Regions from separate parts of the Mus musculus genome. Here region 2 is linked to region 1. A link is a loop called in an ENCODE intact Hi-C map of the cell type or tissue named here. Cell type or tissue: left cerebral cortex. All regions are shown on one strand.

Region 1 (8,000 bases):
CAGGCTAAAGATGGTCAATCAGTACTTCATTCAGGTTGCTGAGCACTGACGTGAGGCCCAGCCATCTCGTTTGTGATCTGAGAGAACAGAAGAGAGGGAGGCTTGGCTTTTGGTGCTATATCTTTAATTCAAACAAGCCTCTTGTCTGGAAATGTTTTCTTCCTTCCTTTTTTTTTTTTCCTTTTTATTCACTTTACATCCCACTCACTACCCCCTCCCAGTGTGCCTCCCACAGTCCCCTATCCCCCCTTCCCTTCTCCTCTGAGCAGGTGGGGGCTCCTCTGGGAATCCCGCCCACCCTAGCACATCAAGTCTCTGTGAGGCTAGGTGTATCCTCCCACTGAGGCCAGACAAGCAGCCCAGCTAGAGGAACATACCCCATGTACAGGGAACAGCTTTGGGGATGGCCCCCCACTCTAGTTATTCAGGACCCACATGAAGAACAAGCTGTACATCTGCTGCATATATTCTGGGAAGCCTAAGTCCAGCCTGTGTAAGAGACCCAGGGGTGCAGGTTAGTTGATTCTATTTATCTTCCTGTGGAGCTCCTATCTCCTTCAGGGCCTGCAATCCTTCCTGCTGTTCTTCCATAAGAGTCCCCAAGTTCCATCCACGGTTTGACTATAGGTGTCTGTTTCTGTCTGGGTCAGCTGCTGGGTGGAACCTCTCAGAGGACAGCCATGCTAGACTCCTGTCTGCAAGCATAACAGAGTATCATTAATAGTTTCAGAGATTGGTGCTTGCCCATGTGATGATGGGTCTCAAGTTGGGCTGGTTATTGGTTGGTCAGTCTCTGCTTCATCCTCTGTTCCTTGCATTTCTTGTAGACAGAATAAATTTTGAGTTGAAAGTTTTGTGGGTGGGTCGGTGTCCCTATTGCTCTACTGGGGTTCTTGCCTGGCTGCTATAAGAGGTCGCTTCTTCAGGTTCCATATCCCCAATGCTGTGAGTCACAGCTAAGGTCACTCCCATTCATTCTTGGGCTGCCTCCCTTATCCCAGGCTGCTTCTTGTTTTTTAGTGCTTTGCTCTTTGCATTTGCCATACCTTAGCCAATATTTATGCGTCTGTGTGATGTACATTACGAATCTACTTAATCTTTGCTAACGGTGGCATGGTACTTGTAAGGCCACCTAGAAAGAAATAGCAGAATTAGAACTGAAAAAGTGATCTGAGACCCACCAGGGCAAACTGGATCAGGTTAGAGAACATACCCACACTGAAGGTATTCCTCAACTTTGTGCATACAAGGTACATAGCAATGACGTATAGACATGTTTAGAAGGGCAAGAAGGCATGGATCGCATGTACAGGAAGAAGGAAGTGGGGCCCCAGTGGCAAGGATGTGGTGGAGGAACAACTCAGAGGCTTGACCGCATGGTCCTTGGAAAAGGAGCCACCAGGAGTGGCCTCAAACAGGGCCGGGTGAGGCTTTTTCCTTCTGTCGCTTGTGCCAGCATGCCTGCTTTTATTTTAGTCTTCTCTATCATTGCCACATGCTTCCTAGATCAGCACTGTTCTAAGTGTTTTTAGATAGCCAGTACTATAAATGACAACCTGAAAGAGAACAGGGAATATCAAAAATAGTCATTATGCAGCACTCCAGTTTGCTCTCTCTTATGGTGATGAACACATGGCCAATAGTACCTTGGGAGGAAAGGGTTTGTTTATTTGGCTGATAGGTTGCAGCCCATCAGCAAGGGAAGCCAGGATAGGAACTCAAGACAGGAACTGAGCCAAAGCCCATGGAGGCACACTGCTTGCTAGCTTATTCTTCATGGCTTGCTCGGGTACCTTTCTTATATAGCTGAGCCCCACATATTTAGGAATGGCACCGCCCACAGTGGACTGGGCCCTACCACATCAATTGGCAATCAAGAAAATCCCCACCACAGACATAGCCAGGAGCTAATCTGATGGAGGCGATCGCTCCACCCACAGTCCGGGTGTATGTAGGTTTATGTCACGTGGACAAATCCACCCAGAACACACGTTGTTCATATATCGTTACCGTGGTTTGTTTTTATTGTTAGATTTGTAAAGTGGAAACTCAAATTGAGAAATACCTCAAAGGTATTTTTACTACCTATTTTTCCAAAAAATAAGAGAGAGAAGACTCCAAGAACACGCAAGTTCATTGAAAGAAGGGACTGCTCCGGTTTATCCTTCCCAGTGCCCAGCAAATTACCTAACACGTTGTAAATACCAGATAAATACCAGAGCAGTAAGTCACCACATAATTTTAAGTTAAGGGCTTCCCTTTAAAAGGAAAAGAAAAAAAAAGAAAAGAAAAGAAAAGAAAAGAAAAGAGAGAAGAGAGAAGAGAAGAATAGGAAAAAGAAAGAAAGAAAAAGAAAGTGCATCAATCTTCAATGTGAGCTAATTCGTCCTATCTAAAGCCTCCTTATGAATTTGAGTAGGCGGCAGACACTGTGGCTCAGTGGATTAGCACTCTTGCCTGCAATCCTGACTGCCAGCCTTCCAAACAATGTCTGGGGAAGCTCTTTCTCCCCGGGAGCGAATGTACTCACTCCCCGGGAGTGGGGCGAATTTACAAATCTGGCTGTCTGGGGTCAGACCTCCTGGGATGAGCTCATTTGTTTCTCAGCAGGAGATGAAGCATCTCTTTGCACAGTGCCTTCTGATCTGTCATAAAAATCCGGTGGCTCCGAGTTCAGGCGGATCCTGAGAGCAGCTAGAATGCCTATCTATAAAAATTATTAGCTGTATTCCCCATCACAGAGAGGAAGAAAAACAGCCAGTCTGCCTTTCAGACTGTACTGATAGACAGCAAGAAGGCTCGGGGTGCTCACTCCATGAGCACAAAGAACAATTAACAAGTCATAAACCTCAGAGCATGCTGTCTCAGGAATGAAGTTATGAATGTGTGACTTGTCAAGTGCTCTGGGGCTGTCCTCTGAAACAGCACAGTAGGACCTTAGTCATTGAAATTAGCTTCTCAGAGCCATGCAGGTCTAGCTGCCTCTGTGTATGTGTGTGTGTGTGTGTGTGTGTGTGTGTGTGTGTGTGTGTGTGTGGTGTTACCTTGGGCAGAGCATTGGTATGGTGGTGTGTGGTACATGCAAAGAGGTGTCATAGAATGTGGTGGAAAGAGTCCAATAGCTTTCTGTTGTGCGTAATGAGAATTTTTATACAAAGTGTATCACTTTCCGTCTTTAATAGTTTCCATGAGGCAGTAAGTTCTGGCTGTCAGTCATCTTTCATATGAGTGACACATATTACTATATAGTTTCCAGCTTTTCTACCATACTAACGTTAAAGTGGTAATGTCTCATGTTACATTGTTATAAAGAATCATATTCTCAGGTTCTAAAAACTCATATATAAAACATCTTCCTTCTTCAGTCGGCATAGCCTGTGATCACAGCACTCAGAGGGCAGAGGCAGGAGATAAGTTTGAGGCCAACTTGAGCTACATAGGAAAATGCCAGTTCTAAAAAGAGGGGAAAGTTTCTCCTGGTGACTCTGATGAAGGAAGCATTTGTCTCCCAGAAAATAGACTGACTGTCCAAAAGCATTGCTGGGGCTTTCTCGTCATGTCTTGGATTTTGGTGTTATTAACCTTCTTGAAAAAAAAGAAAACAAAAACAAAATAAAACACCTCCAGGCCAGTGTTTCACCTTTGAATGAATGCATACAACCAGTTGAAGAAGACATATACACAACCAATGTCTCACCCTTCAGACCTGAATGGAAACCTGGCAGGTTTACCTGTCTCCAATTATTCCCATGGTTTCAGAGTGCCACCACAAGACAAAGAAAGAGGTATCTTAGGCAAAAAGACTTGTTGAACTTTTTAAATTTAAAAATAAGAATTTCAGGTTGTGGAAATGCTTTGGTGGATAATACACTTTCTGCACGTATAGAGACCCGTGATGGAGTCTCCACAATCCCCCTAAAAGCCATCATGATGACGCATGTCTTTAACCCTAGAGGAGAAGAAACACAGATCTGAGGAGTTTTCTAGTCAGCCAGCCTAACTGAAAGGAAAAGACCCAGGTTCAATGAGAGACCTTATCTCAACAAATAAGATGGGGAGGAATAGAGAAAGTCATACAAATGTTGACCCCCTCCAGCTCACTCTCTCTTGTTCTCTCTCTCTCTCTCTCTCTCTCTCTCTCTCTCTCTCTCTCTCTCACACACACACACACACACACACACACACACACGAGTATGCATGTATATGTCACATACACAAAGAAAAAAGAAGAATTTCATGTCACGAATAAGTATCATTAAGAGGCATATAAAGTTGATGACAAAGCCTATTAAGTAATAAACAGACCCTCTCCATAATTTGTATGATTTTTCTCGTGTCTCATTGACCAGCTCTCTTAGGGATCCTGGTTATGCTCTAACTGAGCACAGTTCCTGTCAACAGTCAGGAATTTGAATGTGCTGACTTCATGGAAATATGCTTCCCCCTAGCCCCGCCCAGTGCCCAGGAATGATGCCGCAAACCTCTCAGACGCCCCGATAGCCTGGCTCATCCACAGGGTCCTTTCTACGCTTCCCGTAAAACCTTCTATCATAAAATACTTTACTTAAAATATGTTAAAGCTGAAAACATTTGAGCTGTGAGGTGAGAACTGGAGGAACGTAATACCGTGACCTAGTTTTACTTCCCAAGTTCTAATTAGAGTCTTCCAAAATTACTGAGAACGGCTGTGGGAAGACTAGGTTTGTGATACAGTGAGAAAGGTAACTGTGAGATTACTTGAGTCTCTCTGGCATGACTGCCCTGTGGAGCTCTAGAAATACTTCCAGTGATTCGGCATCCGCATCTGCTGTTGTTCTTTTTATACTCATTTTGTAGCTCTTTTTTTTTTTTTTCTTTTTCGAGACAGGGTTTCTCTGTATAGCCCTGGCTGTCCTGGAACTCACTCTGTAGACCAGGCTGGCCTCGAACTCAGAAATTTACCTGCCTCTGCCTCCCAAGTGCTGGGATTAAAGGCGTGTGCCACCACGCCCAGTGGTTAGTACCACAATTGTGAAATAGAAGTCATGAAAGTAACTAAGTCCTAGACATGCTATTATAAAGAATTTAACAAAACAGTGCCTGTTAAATATTGACCACGGTGGCTAGCCTGTAGCAAGTACAGATAGCCATGCTGTGGGAGCCAGAGGTAGCTGTACACTGCCTCTACCACCCCAATAAATGAGGGTTTATGGCTGTTCTAGGGGGCCTTGGATAGGGATTGCCATCGTGAAGGTTTGCAAATCGCTCAAGAGTTCCACAAGCGGGATTAGACTTTTTTTTTTTTAACTAGAAATGAGGTTTGTATGAGATTCCTAGTAAGCACATTGTTGGTTTACAATTAGGAATAAGCATAGTTCATGCTACTTTAACATTCTTACTTGAAAATAACTCAACATAAAGAGTATCCTCTCTAGGTAGGCAACTTTCATGGCAAATATTAATTGCTTGAATGTTTGATGCTTAGCTGGCTAGAGGCTTCAGTCAGACTCAAAGGGAGGGACATCTGCTCCTCTCATGTGCCCTTAATCTCCCCTTGGTGTTGCACCCTGCCCGGGTAAGCACTCTAGAAATGCTGGGATGGCGTCCTCCACTCTTACTGGTGCTTCCAGCTTGGTTCATAGGAGAGCAGAGCTCTTTGTTGGCGGTTTCCATGAGAGACAGCTTTACACAGCCATTGCCTCCCCGTCTCTATTGAACTGAAGAAAATGGCCCCAAACCAACCATAACTTTGATTATAGATTCTGATATTTCTTCTCTGATATATTTTATCGAAAATTAATTGTTGGCCGCATTGGAGATTAAGTTAACAAGCATTTAAAAAAAATTCCAACACCATAGTAAAAGAAAACCCTTCATGGAATGTTTTTTGTTTTTGTTTTGTTTTGTTTTTTTTCTACCTACATTTGACCTTCTAACACTGTGTAAATTTCTACTATAATGTATAGGACATTCAGGATATAAATGCTGAAGTTGTCATCTACACCCTTCTGGGCTCAACTTACATGTTTTATGCAGACAAACCTCACTGTTTTGGGAATCAGCCATGAGTAAATGGCTTCTGAAAGAAATCCAGAATAAGCAAGTCACTAACTTGACTCCAGAAGAGGAAGGGGGTGGGGGGAAGAAAATGTGAGCTACTTCAGGTTTTGTTTTGATATGTCCCCTGAGTCTAATACAATAGATTTTGTATTGCTTTGAAAACTAGTTTAGGCAGGTTTGAAACCACACTGAGTTCTCTTGCACTACAGTGTCAGAGCTTCTATTCTGACTTTTCTTAATACTGTTAGCAAAGCTCTTTCTGAGTGAGGTCTCCAAGTCCTCACAGAGTTAAAGGTGTTACTGCTCTCTATCTGAGGCAGAGATACTCTCCTGTAATGCCCTGTGGTAGGGAGATTTGTTCAGATCCTGGAAGGCACACTGCTTACCCCTGGTAAGAAATGTAAGCATTACTAAAAGGTAAAAATGATGCTTGAGCAAATCGCTTAATTTCCACGCCCCTAATTTGAGACTGTGTCTGCTGGCAACCAGAGTATGTGGTTGAAAAAGTCCCATCAAACACGTACACTGTTTGGTCTTGTGGAGTTAAATATGTCCCCTTTTGTAAACACGGCGCAGCCAAGACTGACTGGTGCACAGAACTCTGAGTGAAATTGTTCACAGATTCATGGTGTCTCTGTTTCAAGAAATTCCCCTGCCCTCAAATGTGAATATTCTTTACCTCACTCCGCCTAAACATCTGCACTCTTCCCTGAGACCCAGAATTACAGATAAGTGCTTTCTAACCAGGCTGCCCCCTTGCACAGCTCCCCACAAACTGCTGACATTTCTGAGGGCTCACTCCTGGCCTTTTTGCCTTCTCTCCATCCCCCCCCCCCCCCCTCGCTCATACCTTTGGCAGGTCAGAACAATGTTACGTACAACTGTCTGTGAGAAACTGAGGGAGGTACCAGGTGTACCCGGAGGCATCGCACCCTGCTCCTGTAGGTAGGGACGGGGCTGTTGGTTCACTTGTGTCCCTTCACATGCCAGAGATCACAGCATTTCTGTGATCCACATTCAGGGTTGTGATCAGTACCCTGATATTTCCACTTCCACTACTCCAAATCCAGAGTGTGCTTTTATCTGAATTGGGATCCATCTTTGAATAACTGTACCTTCTCTAGTGACAGAGTGACTCCTTCACAGGATTCTATGTCCTGAGAGTCAGTGCCATGTCTTCCATCTTGTTTCATTTATTCTTGCATATAGTTTCCCCCCACCCCCCAGGGCAGCTAAAAGAGAATGCCCTTCTGGAGGGAAATGCATAGAAGTCATTGAATACACACAGAGAATAATAGGAACAGTGTACGTAGGCTCTGCCCTAAGAAAGACCTGCAGATAATGACTCTTCCATATTCCTCTTTGCATTAATTGAAATTATTAAGCAAATGGGTCCAGCGTTCGTTTTCTCTGGGTCTGGGAAACAGTTTCTCCTAGACCTCTATACTTACCTTCTCCAGACCGTTGGTTTGGTAATTTGCTTACTGCTTATTTTCCCAAGACCAGCGGTATATTCTGAGCAACCTCGTCCTGGCTGGACTGAAGGCAGTAGGAGAGACTGGATGGCTGCCGAGCCCAGTCCCTCCACGAATGCTTCTCCCTTTCCCCGTCTGAATCGCAGCCACCACTGGAGAGTAGTTAATACCAACCTCAAAATAAGTGTTTAGGAGGCTCTCAGTGGTGGTTTAAAATAATTACCTCGACGGCTTTGGTAAAAGCCTTTATCCACAGAACTATTTAAATTATATAATTATACCTCCCTCCCCTTCCTTCCTTTCCCTGGATTGATCTTTCTTTGCTGCGTACCCCAACCCCAGCACCAAAATACAGGCTGGCTACCCATACCACACTCCTCTCCCTTCCTCTCCTCTCTACCCCAAGTGAGACTAGATGCTCACAAGGAATGATTTTCCTTATGGAACCTATCACGATCCCGAAGCTCTAACTTCCGCTGAGAGGCC
Region 2 (8,000 bases), 53 kb after region 1:
TTTCGTAGCGTTCACAGGAACCCTCTCCGGTGGTTTGCACGTATTCCCTGCCTGTAACTCTGCCTGAGTGCCCTTCACTTTTGACAGTCTGGTTTATAGATCATTTTCATGAAATTCGATCTGACAGCACCCTGCTTTTTATAAATTAACAGAATGCAGACACTTTTTTTTTCTTAAGAAAAATGTGGTTAGATTTATTAGACAGGGGCATTATATACCATTACAGGAAAGCCAGATGCACCAAGAGTCCGGCTCTTCCCTCCACCGAACGTGAAGGTATCTTTTGAAACGCACACTGTGAAGCCTAGAAAATTTACAGCATGTGTTTTAAAGAGAGCAGAGAGAGCCGGGAACATACCTCCTCCCTGCCTTGATTTCTAAGACTTTCTTTTCTGGAAGAGGAAAATGGTTCGTGTGTGTGACAGTGTATGTCTTCAGTCTCTGATGATGCTGTGTGGGAAACCCAATGCTGCTCTGTCCCTGTGTTGTGATGTCTGCCTGAACCTGCTTTTCCCAAGCTCAGTTCTAACTGAACCTCTCTCAGTACACATTAAGTCCCCTTCGTGTCCAGATGTCTCTGTGTCGATTTTATCTTCAAAATGAGTACCACAGAAGAGTTTGAGACCCCCCCTTCCCCTGATCACTTAAGCAACTGTGGCTAGTGGGTCTGATGACAAGAACTGAGTTTTTGACCACCTACTTCTAGGACAAGTGCAAAGTATGGTTGGCTTCTAGCCAACCAAATATAATTCTGCCCCTGCCTGTAGAATTCCTGGTATTACCCAAACACGGAACTTAATATCGTCTCCTGAGACGCACGCCAGTGCCGTGTTTAATTCAACGTGAAATGAATGTCAGTGCTCCATCACAGTTCTGGTCCCTTCGTGGACGGTGGGAACTGCTAATGGGAGCTCTGTTCCTTCCTGCTTTCTGACTACCGCGACTTTGGATGATGTATTTACATAGCTGGAGCGTCATTGGAAATAGAAGGACTGTGCTAGTTCAGCTGGAGGTTCTCCTAGCTTGTCCAAAACATGTCAGTCTCGCTGATCCAAGGAAAAGATTGATTCCTTAACACTATGCTGCACTTCAGTGCTTGTCACACATTCTGATGTGTGCATATACATGAGTGTATGTGTGTTCAGATGAACCTCCTCTCCAGCCGAGGGCTTGACAGAACTGCCATGCATGATGTCAAACATAGGTGCTGTCCGTCTGTTTCTTGTGGGGTAACAGGATCTCCTGTGCTCAGTTTGTGACATTTCATGATAAGCACAGCCACTAGTTATATTAGAACTCAAGTCATCTCAGAAAGAAGTGATTTCTCGGGTGTGTGAGATTTTGCAATTCCTAAGGTTCTATATCTCAATTGACACTACAGACTATATATATATATATGCATATATAAGAAGTTTTTACTCTTGTGCCAATATTTTATATCTATTGTAAGGTTGGGCAAAAACTGGGTGATCATCTTACAGTTTGTTTATTCATCTGACTTTCATAACAAAATCAGCACCGTATATGTATGGCAGTACCTTATTGTAGGTAGCAACAGTCAACACTGGCTGGCTTGGCGTGTGCCGTATAATACACATAGTGAAACCCCACCCAAAGCAAGGCCAAGAGTGTAGAGATAACTTCACAGAATTCCTGACACAGTGGGTAATAACTTTCTGTCACCACCAAAAGCAAGGTCACTGGTGTCGAGTTCAGAGTCTACATGCCTCTACACACATACATGTAGTCTACATCCGGTCCTTCCCTGTCTCAACACTTCCTTCTGAGACTAAATTATATGCATAGGGTTGTTCTTAGTTGCCAAAAAGCTTAATGTAGGCAGTGTGCAAGGTGATAGAACAGAAAATGGTATAAGCAGGCTTTGGAGGCTGGGGGACTCTGCGGCCTTAAAGGGGCATTGGCTGAGAGTAGCGGAGCTACTCCCACAGGCAGCCAAGGTCTTGGAAGCACCGTAATGCCAGTCATCCTAGTGCTGTTGAACACTCACTTGCCCTCAGGTGCTTTTCCAAGGTCTGTGTGCATAGTCAGTTGGTCTGACAAACATCTACTGGGATTCCTCTGTGTCAGCCACGTTTCTAGGCACTGGATTCAGGGATGACAGAAATCATGCCCTTCCGCAGCTGATGTCTCTGGTAGGAAGAGAAAGACAATGAGTAAGTAGAATGAGATAAGTAAGTGCCATGCGCATGGGCAGAGAGACGGGCAGCAGGTAAAGGCACTCTATGACCCAAGGTGCTTGCTCACAGTCAGACAAGCAGCCATTGGACGAACCTGTCTGACATTAACTTCTGGTTCTCATCACAAATTTGTTTTAATAACCAATTCAAAGACAAATTTAACTGAGGCCCTAGGAGTTTAGTCTGACCTCCCATAAGGAATGGCAAAGGTGACATTTTTGTGAATGCTACTTCTCTGGTACTAGCTGCTTAGTTAGGACACCATGAATCTATAAGGCAGCTCCCTCCCAAAGACTGTCTCTCGTGGATTTGCATAGAAGAGGAAACCTGTTGTCTGCTGTCCTGCACTGCTGCTTTTCCGAGGCATTGATGCCGCAAGAGTCATTGCACAACCACAGCAAGGACCAAATGCTGCTGTCTTTCTTTGTTTATCCATTTATATGGTACAGGTTGTGATGGACATTAAATGACATCAGTCTATACTTCTGCTGTATCTTCTGCAAACAGAAGAAAAACCGGGTAGAAGATGCAGAGAGGTAAATTTCAGCTCAGATAACTCTTTCTATATGACATGGACAGAGGAGGATGCTAGGCTTGCCAAAATCATGCTTCAGTGATGGGGACCAGTTCAGTCACTAGCAACAGTGAGGCAACAAGTTATCTACATCTCCATGGTGCCTTCTAGTTCCTACGCATCCTCTCTTCCCACCTCCAGCCCCCATGGCTTCTATGGCTTCTCAAGTGGAACAAATTAAAAGGCTCAGACTCTCACTCTAGCTCACAGGTTTCAGGGTGTGAATTGTACAACTCAGGCAACTTATAGACACAGGTCCTTGCTTCTAAGTCAGCTCCATGGGCACTCACATATGGTTCTGGACCGTGTAGTCATCTTCTACCATCTCCGTGGTTTGGGTTCACCTTTACAGCCTTTGGTGTGTGTGAAGACACGGCTGCTTTTCATAGCATATGGAAGGGGAAACCCTTGCTCACAGATAGTGGGAAGAAAGAGAGCAAGTACTTATCACACACTCAGTGTGTTTTCCCAGTGACACATTTCATAGCAGGCATGACTCATGCAAGTTAGATCCATATTGTCATAAATAGAGAAATAGCTGATGACAAGCTAGTAGCCCAGAGAATGAAGTCCCAGTTTTATTTTCAAAAACCACCAGTTTCTTCCAACAGGCTGAGGAATTCTCCACCTTCTCTTGGGTACCCACTGTTGCTCCTACTTGCAGTCAGGAGGGCTGTTTGTAGAAGTTTGTTCTGATTCTTCCTCCTAGCCCCATGCTTCCAGAAATAAGACTCAGACTCAAGATATATTTACAAATATCTTGACCACATAGCTAGGTTCTTCTTTGACTAGATCATGACTTAAAATAATCCACTTATTCTAAGCTGCATTCTATCATGTGGCTGGTTATCTGTGCTAAAGCACCATGCATCTATATCCGTCATATTTTCCCAGGGAAATCTCCCTTGCTTGACACTCTCCCAAAATCCTTTCTGCCTATAGGATGTCCCACCTCCTGCTTCCTGCCTAAGTGATAGGCCATTGAATTTATTACTGACAGGTGTCACAAGCTCTTTGCTCTACAGTTCTTTCCTTTTTTTTTTTTTTTTTTTTTTTTTTTTTTGGTTTTTCGAGACAGGGTTTCTCCGTATAACCCTGGCTGTCCTGGAACTTACTCTGTAGACCAGGCTGGCCTCGAACTCAGAAATCCACCTGCCTCTGCCTCGCGAGTGCTGGGATTAAAGGCATGTGCCACCCCCCACCCCCCAAAAAAAGGCATGTGCCACCACACCCGGCAGTTCTTTCCTTTCATCTTGCAGCCATCTTCCTGTTTTCATTTGTCCTGTTATTTCATAGCTTACCCAGAGCCCCAGATCAGCTTCCTAAATTAACCAAGTATGAAACTGTTTATGTCTCCTTAAAAAGTGCCCAGAGTTCTAATCACATGGTATAGCACCCACCTCACTTCAGCTCATCTGTAGGAATCCTACCTTTACCTTCACCATGGCAGTGGAGATGACCCAGCCAGCAAAGGACTTAACAAACAAGCACAGGGGACAGAACAGCCTCTTCCTGCCCCCCCCCCCACCCCCATAACCACCAGACCCTCAAACATTTGTCCCATTTGCTTTTCTTCCCTCACCTTTTCTCCCTGGTCCTTGACGGTTTGTTTCTCAGCCATAGCAACTGTGGAGGCTTAACCCTCCTTTAGTACCAGGGTACTAAATAAGCATTTACGTTGATGCCCGCATGCTTGGGGAAGTGGCCAGTGGTGTCTGTATGTAGCCTTCTGGTCCTCAGCTGTCCTCAGCTGCCTTTGTCAGTGTTTGGAGAGTTGTTTTATGCAAGCAACCGTAGCTTCTTTTCCTGTGGACTTGCCAGAAGGCTCATCCCCACAGGACAGGGCACAGCTCATCCTTCCGTGACTCCTAGTTGGTGGTTCTTAGTTGGTGGTAGGATGCTCCCATGTGAAAACATCCCTTTGTAATTGTGCACTGGATCTCCAACACAGCCATTCTGCACGCCTGCCTATAACAATGATCAAATGATAGTGATTAACAAATAACTCAGTGGCCAAAATTACTAAAAGACGGTTTTTAGAAGGAATGATGACATTGGTGGGAGAAAGTGGAGTCTATGAAGTTAGCCAATTGGAGGAAAGTTTTTAAAAATAAAGAAAAAAACAGAGCAACAAGCTTGGCTGCAACTTTGAATGTTTTCTGGCTGTGATTTAAGAGGGTGGTTTTTTTTTTTCTTCAGACCTGACTTGTATTTTTTTCACACCAGCACAACAGTTTATGGGGTAAGGAGGTCCCTGGGGAAAAGCGCTGTGTCATACAAACACAGGCCAGCCTGCTTTCCAGACGTGTCCAGATGATGGCACTGGGTATTTTTTAGGAATTTCCAGAAGAAAATGTTTTTTTTTTTAAATGATTAGTAAACCAGATTTAAAAAAAAAATAGAAAAGCAGCTATATCGTACTCTATCAAGGGTCATTTCACATCAGGATTAATACCAGAAGCTGGGTTGCAACAACAACAACAAAAAAAAAAAAAAAAAAACTTTTAAATTTATTACGGCTTTGCAGACACACACTGAAAAGTGCCCCCCACCCCCAGCGCCATCTGTTTCTGCTCTCCCTGGCCTCGGGGATCTATAAAACTACCGAAGGAAATTGAAGTTAAGGAAAGAGCATGTGTTTTACAGAATTTCAGATCTCTTGATTGAGGTTTGTAAAGTCAGTCTGAAAAACAGTAAAAAATTTTTGTTGGGCCCCTTGGTGTCACCCCCGAGGAAAGACATTCATGAACTACAACATTGATAAGATTTTCCTAAACTGTGCTGTTGCCTATTTCCATTGTCATAAATCACACTTCCTATGAGGAATTTCCTGCTTAAAATAGTCCTTATCCACCTATCAACCCTTAATTACTAGACAGCAATATAATAACTTATTGGTGGTAAGGCTAGGGCTCCCAAGGAGGGGCAGGGTTTTTAAATCTGAGATTACTGTGTTAAGCCAAGTATCCTGGAGGGAACCACTAGTTTAAACTCATCAGATGTTCTTCAGTGAGCCAAGGACAATCGCCAACCCATCCAACAAAACATGCCATCAATCACAGTCCCCATGACCCTGACAGTAAGTGGGGCAAGTGGTCAGTTGCTGCTTCAAAGCCCTTCTTGTTAAGGGAGGAGTGTCTAGAAATGATGCTAAGGCAGAAGAGATTTAAGTACAGAAAGCACTGTCCTGATTCGGGTCCTCAGCCAGTACTTTATGCTTATGACGTCACACTTCTTAGAGCCGTGAAGAGATGTGGAATTGTTTTTTCATATCCATGGCATCTTTCCCTCTAATGGAGAGCAAGTGTCTAACTCACTCCAGACTCTGTCTTGGGAAGCAGAGAACAGAACTGGTCCATGTCCATAGGTGGTCTCCTTGCTGGTGACTCAGAACATGATGTCATATCTGCGAGCCAGATGTGGTCCGCCAGATAACTGAGCAAGGGCAGAGAGTGCAGCGTGTGGCAGAGCTTTAGATACTCTTCAGGGCAGTTTCCTCTGCGTTCCTTTCTTCTGTAGTGGAGGGCAGGAAGGGGCTTAAGGTGTGAGTTACTTCTGTATGTGATGAGGTAGTGGCAGTCTTTATCCAGAGTAGAACGTAATGGGAAGAAAGAGCACCAGGACTGGATAGAAGGTGTTTTGGAAGATGGGACAGTAGGGCTGAAACTCGGATACCTGTAGCATGAAAGAGAGCATTTCAGGATCAAGGAAGAGAGGGCATCTCTGATCTAAGGCCTTTCTGTTTAGAGAGTAGAAATATTGAGATTTGAGATCATGTACCCCTTCTTACACAATTTACCCAGTAATACCCTAAAACCTTCAATCTGTATTTTCTCATAATCAAAGTATTTTGTTACTAACTCCATCCCCATTCTGTATTGTTTTTACATTTTAAAAATAGCACAATAAGGAAAATCGAAATAAAACTACAACTCTGTTCCTAATTATTTTTTACTATGCTGGGGCTGCAGTCTTAGAAAACGGCTCTTCAGAGCTACACAGTACCTGGCATTCTCTACGCCATTTCTGAAGACTGTTCCTTGCCGACGGCACCTTCAGTATGCAGGGCTGTATAGCCAGGCTTAACAACTGCCAATTGATTGGGTCGCAGCTAGAGCCTCCTTTTCCTCTGAACATCTTCCTCGCTGATTTATTTTCACATCACCTGCTCTGTTGAGACAGTGAAGATTCAAGAGCGAGAGCTTCTTACGGGGCATTCTAGCTTCCATACCGGGAATCTTAAGCCTTTTCCGGCCCCTTACCACCTCTAGAATTGGCCATGGTAAAGAACTGGAAATGCTGTGTGCTGGTGTCTACTTTACACATTTTCTGCAATCTTTGTCTGTTTGTTTGTTTGTGGTTGTCCTAGCAGCGAAAGGATTCCCTCCCCCTCCCCCTCCCCCTAGTCATCAAGAGCTGCTGGAAATAATTGCAAACATATTGGGGTTTATCCAAAACACCCTTCTCCTTATTTTCTGGATGTTCTGCCCTGTCTATTTTTATGGAGAAAGTAATAATTCATCTTACACAAGAGCCCAATTCAGCTTAGCTCTGCCAGGATTTATGGAGTGCCTGCGTGCCAGGTCCTACACTGGCTATCAGGAGATGCAAAGTTCACCAACAGGTATGGTCTAGCGTGTGCGGAATAAATGTACAGAGAATACCACGCAAGCTGCGAATAGTATGCGCAGAGGAGGGAGCGCTTGTCCCCTGCTATTGCTGTAGAAGGCTGCTGAGTTCCACTGTCACCTTCAGTGCCCAGATGCTGGGCATCCCCGGGACATGGAGAAAAGAGGTCTCTAAGGAGAGAACTCCTCAGTAAATACAGAGTTCCTTCCATATTGTTCGGGTAGAGAGATCCCACGAAGCTCGACCTGGGTGGTTAAGGATAAACCAGACCACGGAAGTTCCTTGAATTAGCACCCACTTCTTAAACCACGATAGATGGCTCTGCCAGTGGGTTATGCAGTATTCCAGAGAGTACCAGAAGCCATAGAAAACAGATTTGGATCAAAGGAAGCGAGAAATAAATGTTAGTAGTTCCTAAGTCACGGGAAACCTGTTTTATATGTCCTGGAATATAATTGCAGACCTGAGAGCATTCACTTGGACTGAAATAAAACATCAGAAGACATTTCTTGATGATAGGTGCCAGAACATAGAGCGGACATTTCTTTTCCTGTCTTAGAGTTTCTCAGAAGGAAGATCTCAGCCAGACTTCCCAGGTC

What was found. Peaks named below come from ENCODE experiments on the same cell type or tissue, not always from the same donor. Only the 100,000 strongest peaks of a DNase experiment are listed, where the experiment ranks them.
Region 2: it touches region 1 in a loop (2.1-fold over the local background); 2 of 42 quality-filtered maps call a loop at or near these places.

What each region holds. Positions count from the first base shown.
Region 1 is chr5:67,691,946-67,699,945 of GRCm38, reverse strand. The region is part of intron 24 of Atp8a1 (ATPase, aminophospholipid transporter (APLT), class I, type 8A, member 1); the gene reads left to right. Gm46914 (a long non-coding RNA gene) reads left to right here. Exons shown (of 2, transcript XR_001784868.2): 2 at 1-2,282. Among named protein-coding and RNA genes, the nearest start is that of Gm46914, 7.0 kb to the left of the region's middle. In left cerebral cortex, no CTCF peak of the experiment used is centred here; DNase peaks (open chromatin) are centred at 279, 1,647, 2,539 and 4,714; H3K27ac peaks cover 2,414 bases.
Region 2 is chr5:67,638,952-67,646,951 of GRCm38, reverse strand. The region is part of intron 33 of Atp8a1 (ATPase, aminophospholipid transporter (APLT), class I, type 8A, member 1); the gene reads left to right. It overlaps Gm15478 (a long non-coding RNA gene), which reads right to left and starts at 7,090. Exons shown (of 3, transcript XR_003955932.1): 1 at 6,778-7,090; 2 at 4,355-6,447; 3 at 175-2,150. In left cerebral cortex, no CTCF peak of the experiment used is centred here; DNase peaks (open chromatin) are centred at 2,948 and 3,209.